Regions from separate parts of the Homo sapiens genome. Here regions 2 and 3 are each linked to region 1. A link is a loop called in an ENCODE intact Hi-C map of the cell type or tissue named here. Cell type or tissue: heart right ventricle. All regions are shown on one strand.

Region 1 (2,500 bases):
ACTGACAACTTGATGAAAAGTTTGGAAAGAGGAATATGTGCCTCACTGAGTTAAAAACGAAATGGCTTGTGCATTTAAACACATGTGGCAAAGCTTAAAAACCAGTTTTCATCAAATGAGGTTGTATGCTACCTTCTACATAGCCTCATTCTAATGAAACCTTATTTCCCAGCAAACTCACCATTTAAGAGAGCCCTCCCATGGGCATAACTTAAAGAATAGGACCTCCTCCTCCTACCCATCCAGATTCACATTCTTTTAAAACATTCATCCTTTTGCTGTTCATTTATTCTCCCTTGCCTTATTTTGTCCATTTGTAAAAAAGAAGACAGTAATGAACCAACCTCATTAAATTGTTCTGAGGATTAAATAGGTTAATGTATATAAAATATTTTGAAAAACATCTGGCATTTAGTAAGGGTTAAGCAAATGTTTAAGAAAAATTCTCGGCACAGGTGTTTCTGCCATATCACTATATATACGTGCATTCTCACATTTTTCAAAATCATGCATTAAACATAATAGGGTTCATGGAGAAAAACAGTGTGAGAAACAGATCCCTCAAAACCTACAGCACTTTTTGGCCAGGGCACTAACAAAAGCAGTAACAATCCTAAAGCGAACACTAGCAGAGTTAAATCTCCACTTGCCTTCGCCCTAGAACCTGAATCAGTTTACCCTCCGGTGTCTAAAGCTCTCTTCTTGGAAATGGAGGGCTTTAAAAACAGTTGCTTTAATACAAGCCAGTTACATCCAAAATAAAAATATGATTCAGGAATGTATTTTGTTGTTGTTGTCATTTTGTTTTAACACAGGGAAATGTCTTTCCAGGTTCTAATCTTCACTTACGCTACCCTCAGATAGTTTAGCACAGTGGACAGCATAGCAGTTCTTAAGGCCATTAACCAGCTGCTATCTTGGACTAAACAGAAGACATTTTGAGATTTTTCAACTTTTTTTTTTTTAAGATCTGCAAATGTCATTACAGTTTTATTTTATTTAACTGTGAGGAAACTTACCCTTGATCATGTCAAATGATGGACATACTGGGAAAAATCATGTTTGGTTCAATTTGTCTGCCCTGTTGTGCTACATAATTCCCCTGATTACCAATGCATGTGAGTTAACTTTCATTTTAAAATACTTGTTGTAGCAAAGCAGACTGTAGATGTAATTTTTAAAATCCAGAGGATTTCAGAATTGTGGCTTGATAAACAGTATCTTACAGGTTCAATTCCCTCCAAATGGTCTTTTTCAAAAGTGAGTAACTTTTGACTAGCCCAGTTATTAAAGGCTAACAAACCCTGATGAGTTAGAAGTTTGGAATACTGTGTACACTGGTGCACCCTGGTGGTAAGCAAAGGGCAGTCAGACTTCAGGTACTCGGCTAATATATCAACTAGGGAAAGCAGCTCTGTGGTTTCAAGTGCCATTATATCTCAGCCAGTAATAAACATATAAAACTCAACTCTGATCTTCCTCAGAGGACTTTCTTTTGTTGTTGTTGTTTTCCTTCCTTTGGTCATTGCTCATTGCTTGATTTTTTTCCCCCTTTTCTAATTTCTTCTTCTAAACGGTATTGGAAAAGAAGTAAAGATTTCTACTGTTGCTCTAAAGTCAAGAACTGTTTTTCTCAAAGATTTTAGGCCTTGGATCCTTTGAAGGGTGGACGTGATATGACAACAGGCAGTGGATCTCAAGCAGCTTTTGGACCCCCTTAAAGATACCTGCTGCTCCCATGGATTACTTGTTACACCCTTTCTTCCTGCTCTTCTGTATCACCAGAAAAAAAGAGAATCCAAGGACAGCTGTGGATAAGGCATCAACAGCTATCCCATCAACAAGGAAATTCTTGTTATATTTTAGGCATTTGTTCTACTAGATACACCACCATAGCCTACATTAAGCACCCTCCAGAACCATAGTCTGAAGATCCCAAGGGTAAGAAAATCACAATGCAAAACCTAGCTTACTTCACTCCAGCTTTTCACAGCCTCATGCTACACTATTTTCTTTAAAAAAGTGAAGTTTTCTGAGGTCCTGTGTCCAGTATTTCAATGTATGAACACTACTTAGACTAAAGTGAGGACTTGCTGAGTTTTATTGGATTGTTTTTGTTTTTTGTTTTTAAATTAGAGATGAAATCTCACTATGTTGCCCAGGCTGGTCTTGAACTCCTGGCCTCAAGTAAGCCATTACACCCAGCCCTTGCTGAGTTTTAAGTAGATTAAGTCAATGGAACATTACCAGCGTTAGCTGTGATCATTGATAAAAGAGAAAGCAACACATCTCAGAAGAATGGAGAGCTCAAATCATTCCTCAAAATACGAGGACTTGAGTGGAAGAAAGGGAAAGCCAGCCCATCATAACATAATTAGAGAGAGGTGTCCCATTTGAATGTGCTTTGAATTTCTTCATCCTTGCAGCCATTCCCCATCACCTTAGTCAATAGGAAATCATCAGTATACATTATACTTTATTTGCCTTATTTCATAGACAC
Region 2 (2,500 bases), 68 kb before region 1:
AAGTACAGACTCAGTCAGTCAGGCAGATAATTTACATGACCAACTATTCACATACGTCAGTGATTCCAATTTTTGAAAAAAAAAAATAGTATGATTTCTCTGTATCCATTGACATATTCACTCTAAAGCCAGCCAGAAGAGACTTACTCAGATGGCTATTATCCCCTGGCAGCACCATTGATACTACCAGCTGGAGCTACCTCCTAGAATATCCAAATTTTCGTGTTTCTCCTCTGCTCCCATTCCTTAGTTTCTGACCACTATCTACCCTTGGATCACTCTTGAGGACTTTTCTTGCAGTTCTGGTGGGATCTCAGCTCCTGCATGCTTTATATCTTCTTTGGAAGCAGAGAGGAGATTCTCTGAGCTAAAGAGGGAGAAGAATATATATGCTAGCAAACTACTGTTGACTCTTCCAGAGATAGAGCAGCTTCCTCCCTACCCCTTCCTCTAATACTGCCTAATACCTGCCACTCACTGCAGAAGAAGCCATGAAGGAATTCCAGGAAAAAGATGATCATGAAATTACTGGGAAACATTAACGAAAAAATAGCCAAAATAATCTTTGGCCATAATAAAAGAACCAGAATGAGGGCGGAAATACTCTGTTACACTTCACACCCAAGTGAGAACATTGCATTATTTTCCGGTTACCCCTTTTAGAGGAAGTATAGACAAAGTGGAGCACACAGAAAAGAGTGACAAAGACAATAAGAGGGCTCCAAGCTGAAAAATCTAAGGAAAGTAAATGGGGGTATTTAAGAAGAATAAGGGAAGATACAGATGGTGTGGTTATGTGAATATCAATTATTTTCAAATATTTAAAGGAATATCACGTTGAAGAGGAATAGACTTGTTTTACATTAACCTAAGTAGATCTAGTGGGTGGTCAGAAAGAAACTTGTAATAGTAGGAGGGAGGCTATGAGAATTCCAAGCCCCTAAAACATATGTTAGAGTTGAGCCCCTGGAAAAGGATGCTCAAGTTGAGCCCCTTGAAAAGAAACTGCAATATTTTCAACAGTGTTCTGTAGAACACCAAGTCCACTAGATGTCATTGGTGATTTGTGTGTGTGTGCACATGCATGCACGCATGTTAGTAGGGGCGGTAGTAGCAGGGCTATTCTCAGGTCAAATAAATTTGTTTCCCAACTTAAAAAAAGGGAAATAAATCCTTAACTTCAGGACATTTCAATGTTCTTAATATGATAATGGTCTCCATATGCTATTATGTGTATTGTGAACATCAAAGAGGCTTCAACATTCCCTACACTTATGTGGCCAAGAAAACCTTTTGTTTTAGGCACATCTTTAATCTCTCATGAAGCATTGTTCCATGGAATTTAATTCAGGAAACATTTTTTGTAGAGAATATGACTACTTTATAATGTCTTAAAGACATTTTCAGACCCGATATTCTCTGAGACTTTTCTAAACATGGCAAGGAGGAAATATACAAGGAAGAGGGAGAATGTATTACAAATTAAGACACATATGTGGCACCTCTATGGCTTGACAATATTTATTGTACATTATTAAGTTCCTAGGAATTTGCTTAAAAATGTTAACATGGTCAAACAATTTAGAAAAGTGTCAGGTAATATGATTTCCCAAAGATATAATGAAGAGATGACATCATGGGAAATACTCTTCTAACTCAGACTAATTGACTTAAAATTTCTCTCCCTGATGGTACTGTTAAAAGATTCTGACTTCATAAGGTCACTGTCAGGAGGAAATTATAGAATTAACAACTTAATGAATATTATTTTCTTACAGAACAGATGACATATTTCTCTATCCTTTGCACCTGCAGTTGTCACTGATTAAAGGGGAAAAAAACAAAGAAATCACCTCTGATAATTATGCATGATTGCAAGTGTCCAAAGACACATTGACATATTAGCACCTGGGATGTTATGGTCAAATTAAATTCCACTTATATTCATTCCTTCTGCCTGTTAGCATTTTCTCTAAAGAAAGTGAAATTTCTGAATTTGGCTTTTAAAAAACAAAATCAAACTCAAATTTGGATGCTATAATCACTCTTATCTTGGAAAGGATGCACTGGGGACATGAAGCTGAACAGAGTACTGTACACAAAAAGTCCTGATGATGTAATCAATATCCTCCAGCTTCTGCTGGGCAGTTTGGACTGGAAAAGTCTCCCATTAAGTGCCCATGACAAATGTTTTCTGAGAGGTAGCTTTAGATTTTCTGAGCCTTTTATATATTATTCATAGCTTCATGGTATCCAGAGAGAAATCCTGGCTGAGGTTAAGACTCTGTGGTCACTGACAATAAGTCATTTAGTTCTGGTGGCCTTTCACCTTTGCCAGAGGAAGTAGAGGTACCCACGTGGGTATGTACGGTACACTGCCTAAGCATAAATGCAATTTCTTTTGGTTGACCACCACAAAACACACTTAAAGCAGCTGAAAACCTACCCTGGTGGCATTTTGGAAATGAAAATGTAGTTGTAATTTTTCTCCCTTATTAAG
Region 3 (2,500 bases), 240 kb before region 1:
TGTTTGTAGATCTCTTGACCAAGAGTCCTATAGTAAGCTAAACTATCATCCTAATTAAAAGGATATGTGGGTTCTATTGTACTAGCATGTATATTAAGATTTATTTGGGGAAAATTTTCAGTATATCTCTTCCTCATCACTAAAGATAACTGTACCATGTCCTCTTGAAGGTATGAATTTATTTTACAAGGGGCATGGAAAATTTGATAACCAAAATAAGGCGTTGCCTCTCCTCTATCTTTCCCATAGTGCTCCCCATTTGGGGGTGAATATTCTTAGGACTTAGCATCATTGTAGAAAATAAGGTAGGCTCTAGGTTTTTTCTTATTTTTTAATGCTATTTGGGATTAAATGGATTTACTAACCTTGAATAATTATTCTCATGTTTCATGGCTCTCTTTGTCTCCTATGTTGATTGTCATTTCCGCAATCTAATAGCATTTCCCATAGAAAAATAAAAATTTACACAACCCTGGCATGAAAGAACAGAGGTCTGTTTATTGCATTTCCATTTCCTGGGTTGCAAAAGCCCAGCACACTTTCAGTTCATCTCTTATAATTCCTATTCAGGCCACTGCTGCTCTCATTACATTTGTAAAACTTCATCTCTCTCCTTTTACTCATCTGAGAGCAGGTGGACCCAGACAGTTCTTTGGAGGCCCAGTGAGTGATTTCTCTTGAGAGAGGCACATCTTTCCAGTCTGCAAAGGAATGAAAATGCAGACAGTCACATAGATCACTTTGAATGGTGCCAAATACATTCCACCAAATGCTACTGGCAATAATTAGAGCATGTCACTGGGAGATGTGGCGATTTTCTTCCAGCATAAGGCTCCAGTCTTACCCTGAGTGCCATGAAACTGACAGGACAGAGGCAGTGTTCTCCATGGAAATAATGTAGACTTCTCATGATCTGAGAAAAGAAGGGGGAGTAGCATTTCTTGACTTTGAAATGTCTGGAGCAAGGTACCCAGGATTAAGTAGGAACCACCTAGAATTTACCATGCCCTTCACTGACTCATACTTACCAGCTATTTCACAAAGTAGGCAAAAGAGTGAATAAAGATAATCATTTTTTAATAAACAGGGTTGTGGTCTCTGGCTGAGGAAAGGTATAACCTGTTGTAGATTACAAAAAGGAAAGCTCTTTGATAAGGACGGAAAGCCCTGAAACCCAGCATGAGAAGTCTGTTCCTCAGGAGGCAATAACATCCCAAAGTCTGCTAGGATTTTAGGTTCAAGTGCAAGACTGTCTTTCATACAAACAGGACGAGAAAGTCACAGCAAAGGATCGAGCAAGCCATGGGCAAAGCAGTTGGAAAAAAATGAATAGAAAAGAAAAATAAGAAACCAGGGAAAGCTGCAGAATGGCGAGGAAAGGCAGAGACGCCTAGGAAGGATAAGACGGGAGGAGGGGGTTGGGGAGGGAGGGGAGAGCGGAGAGAGCTGAGCACGGACGTCAGGAACAAAAGCTCCAGCGGAGTCTGGCGGAGGCACTAAGGGAGCACGGGGTGTTTTGAATAATTATTAAAATTAGCATGTGTCTGCGCCATCCTGTGGGTGTGGCGCAGAGAGGAGTGTAAACTCTAGCGGGGCTAGAGCAAACATTGGATTAGCGGCAGCAGCCTGCCAGCCTGCCCGAGGAGTGCTGGGACCAGCGCGCTGCACGCCGACTGGCACGATGGCCTCGTCTCAGGGGAAAAACGAGCTGAAATTAGCCGACTGGATGGCAACTCTGCCGGAGAGCATGCACAGCATCCCCCTCACCAATTTAGCCATTCCAGGTAGGCGCGCAGGGGCTGCGGGCTAGGCGCTCGGCGCCCGCTCCACCTGCCCCGCCCTGCTTTATCTGCCACTAAGTGGTAACTTGCCACGATGCCCGCGGGAGGGAAACTCGTCTTCCAGGGTGGGTCTCAGGCCAGGCGAGCGCGTGCCGGGTAGCCTTGGGCTTCCTGGCGTTTTCCAAACCCCTAAGGACCGAGGCGCTAGAGTCAAGGTGACTGCTTTTCTCCTGGGCTTTTGAAGCAGGTTGTATGCGGAGGACTGGGGCAGAGGAGAAGCTGGGCTCCAGGATGGTGCCTCGTGACCCCCTCCTATGGTTTCTCCTGCAGATTTGGGGAAGTGGGAGAAATCTCTGGGTCTGCGGGGTGACCGTGTGTGAAGAACGCGAGCTAGTGTCAGGGGCTCGCCTTCGGTGCAAGGACCTGAGTCTATCCCTGGCATGGAATTGGGCGGATTTGATAGATTCTCGGCTACAGTCATTAATATTCGTCCCCAATCTCCTTTAAAAAGACAAAGCGCTTCCCGAAGAGTGATGAAAGTTCAGGGACCAGAGGCGGCGTGATAGCTGCCCTTGAAAAGGAGCCCAAGGGGGCGACGGGCAGAGGGCACCATTTCGTATCGGTTTGGACCCCGGGGGACCTGGCCGAGTGGCCGCTGTCTCGAGTCTGGTCCAAGTGCGTGTTGGCAACACACTTCGCCCAGGTCAAAAAAGCAAACC

The links. Hi-C counts contacts between places; a loop is a spot of excess contacts. Peaks named below come from ENCODE experiments on the same cell type or tissue, not always from the same donor. Only the 100,000 strongest peaks of a DNase experiment are listed, where the experiment ranks them.
Region 2: it touches region 1 in a loop (2.0-fold over the local background); 11 of 110 quality-filtered maps call a loop at or near these places.
Region 3: it touches region 1 in a loop (6-fold over the local background); 48 of 110 quality-filtered maps call a loop at or near these places.

The regions. Positions count from the first base shown.
Region 1 is chr5:41,269,452-41,271,951 of GRCh38, reverse strand. No RefSeq gene overlaps it. Among named protein-coding and RNA genes, the nearest start is that of C6, 57 kb to the right of the region's middle. In heart right ventricle, a CTCF peak has its summit at 1,343 (motif pointing left); a DNase peak (open chromatin) is centred at 1,351; H3K27ac peaks cover 724 bases.
Region 2 is chr5:41,337,037-41,339,536 of GRCh38, reverse strand. All of the region lies in intron 2 of PLCXD3 (phosphatidylinositol specific phospholipase C X domain containing 3), which reads left to right. Among named protein-coding and RNA genes, the nearest start is that of C6, 120 kb to the right of the region's middle. In heart right ventricle, a CTCF peak has its summit at 1,045 (motif pointing right); no DNase peak of the experiment used is centred here.
Region 3 is chr5:41,509,708-41,512,207 of GRCh38, reverse strand. It overlaps PLCXD3 (phosphatidylinositol specific phospholipase C X domain containing 3), which reads left to right and starts at 1,607. Exons shown (of 3, transcript NM_001005473.3): 1 at 1,607-1,784. The coding sequence starts at 1,682. RefSeq lists an enhancer at 1,253-2,081. In heart right ventricle, no CTCF peak of the experiment used is centred here; DNase peaks (open chromatin) are centred at 1,547 and 1,887; H3K4me3 peaks cover 1,777 bases; H3K27ac peaks cover 1,689 bases.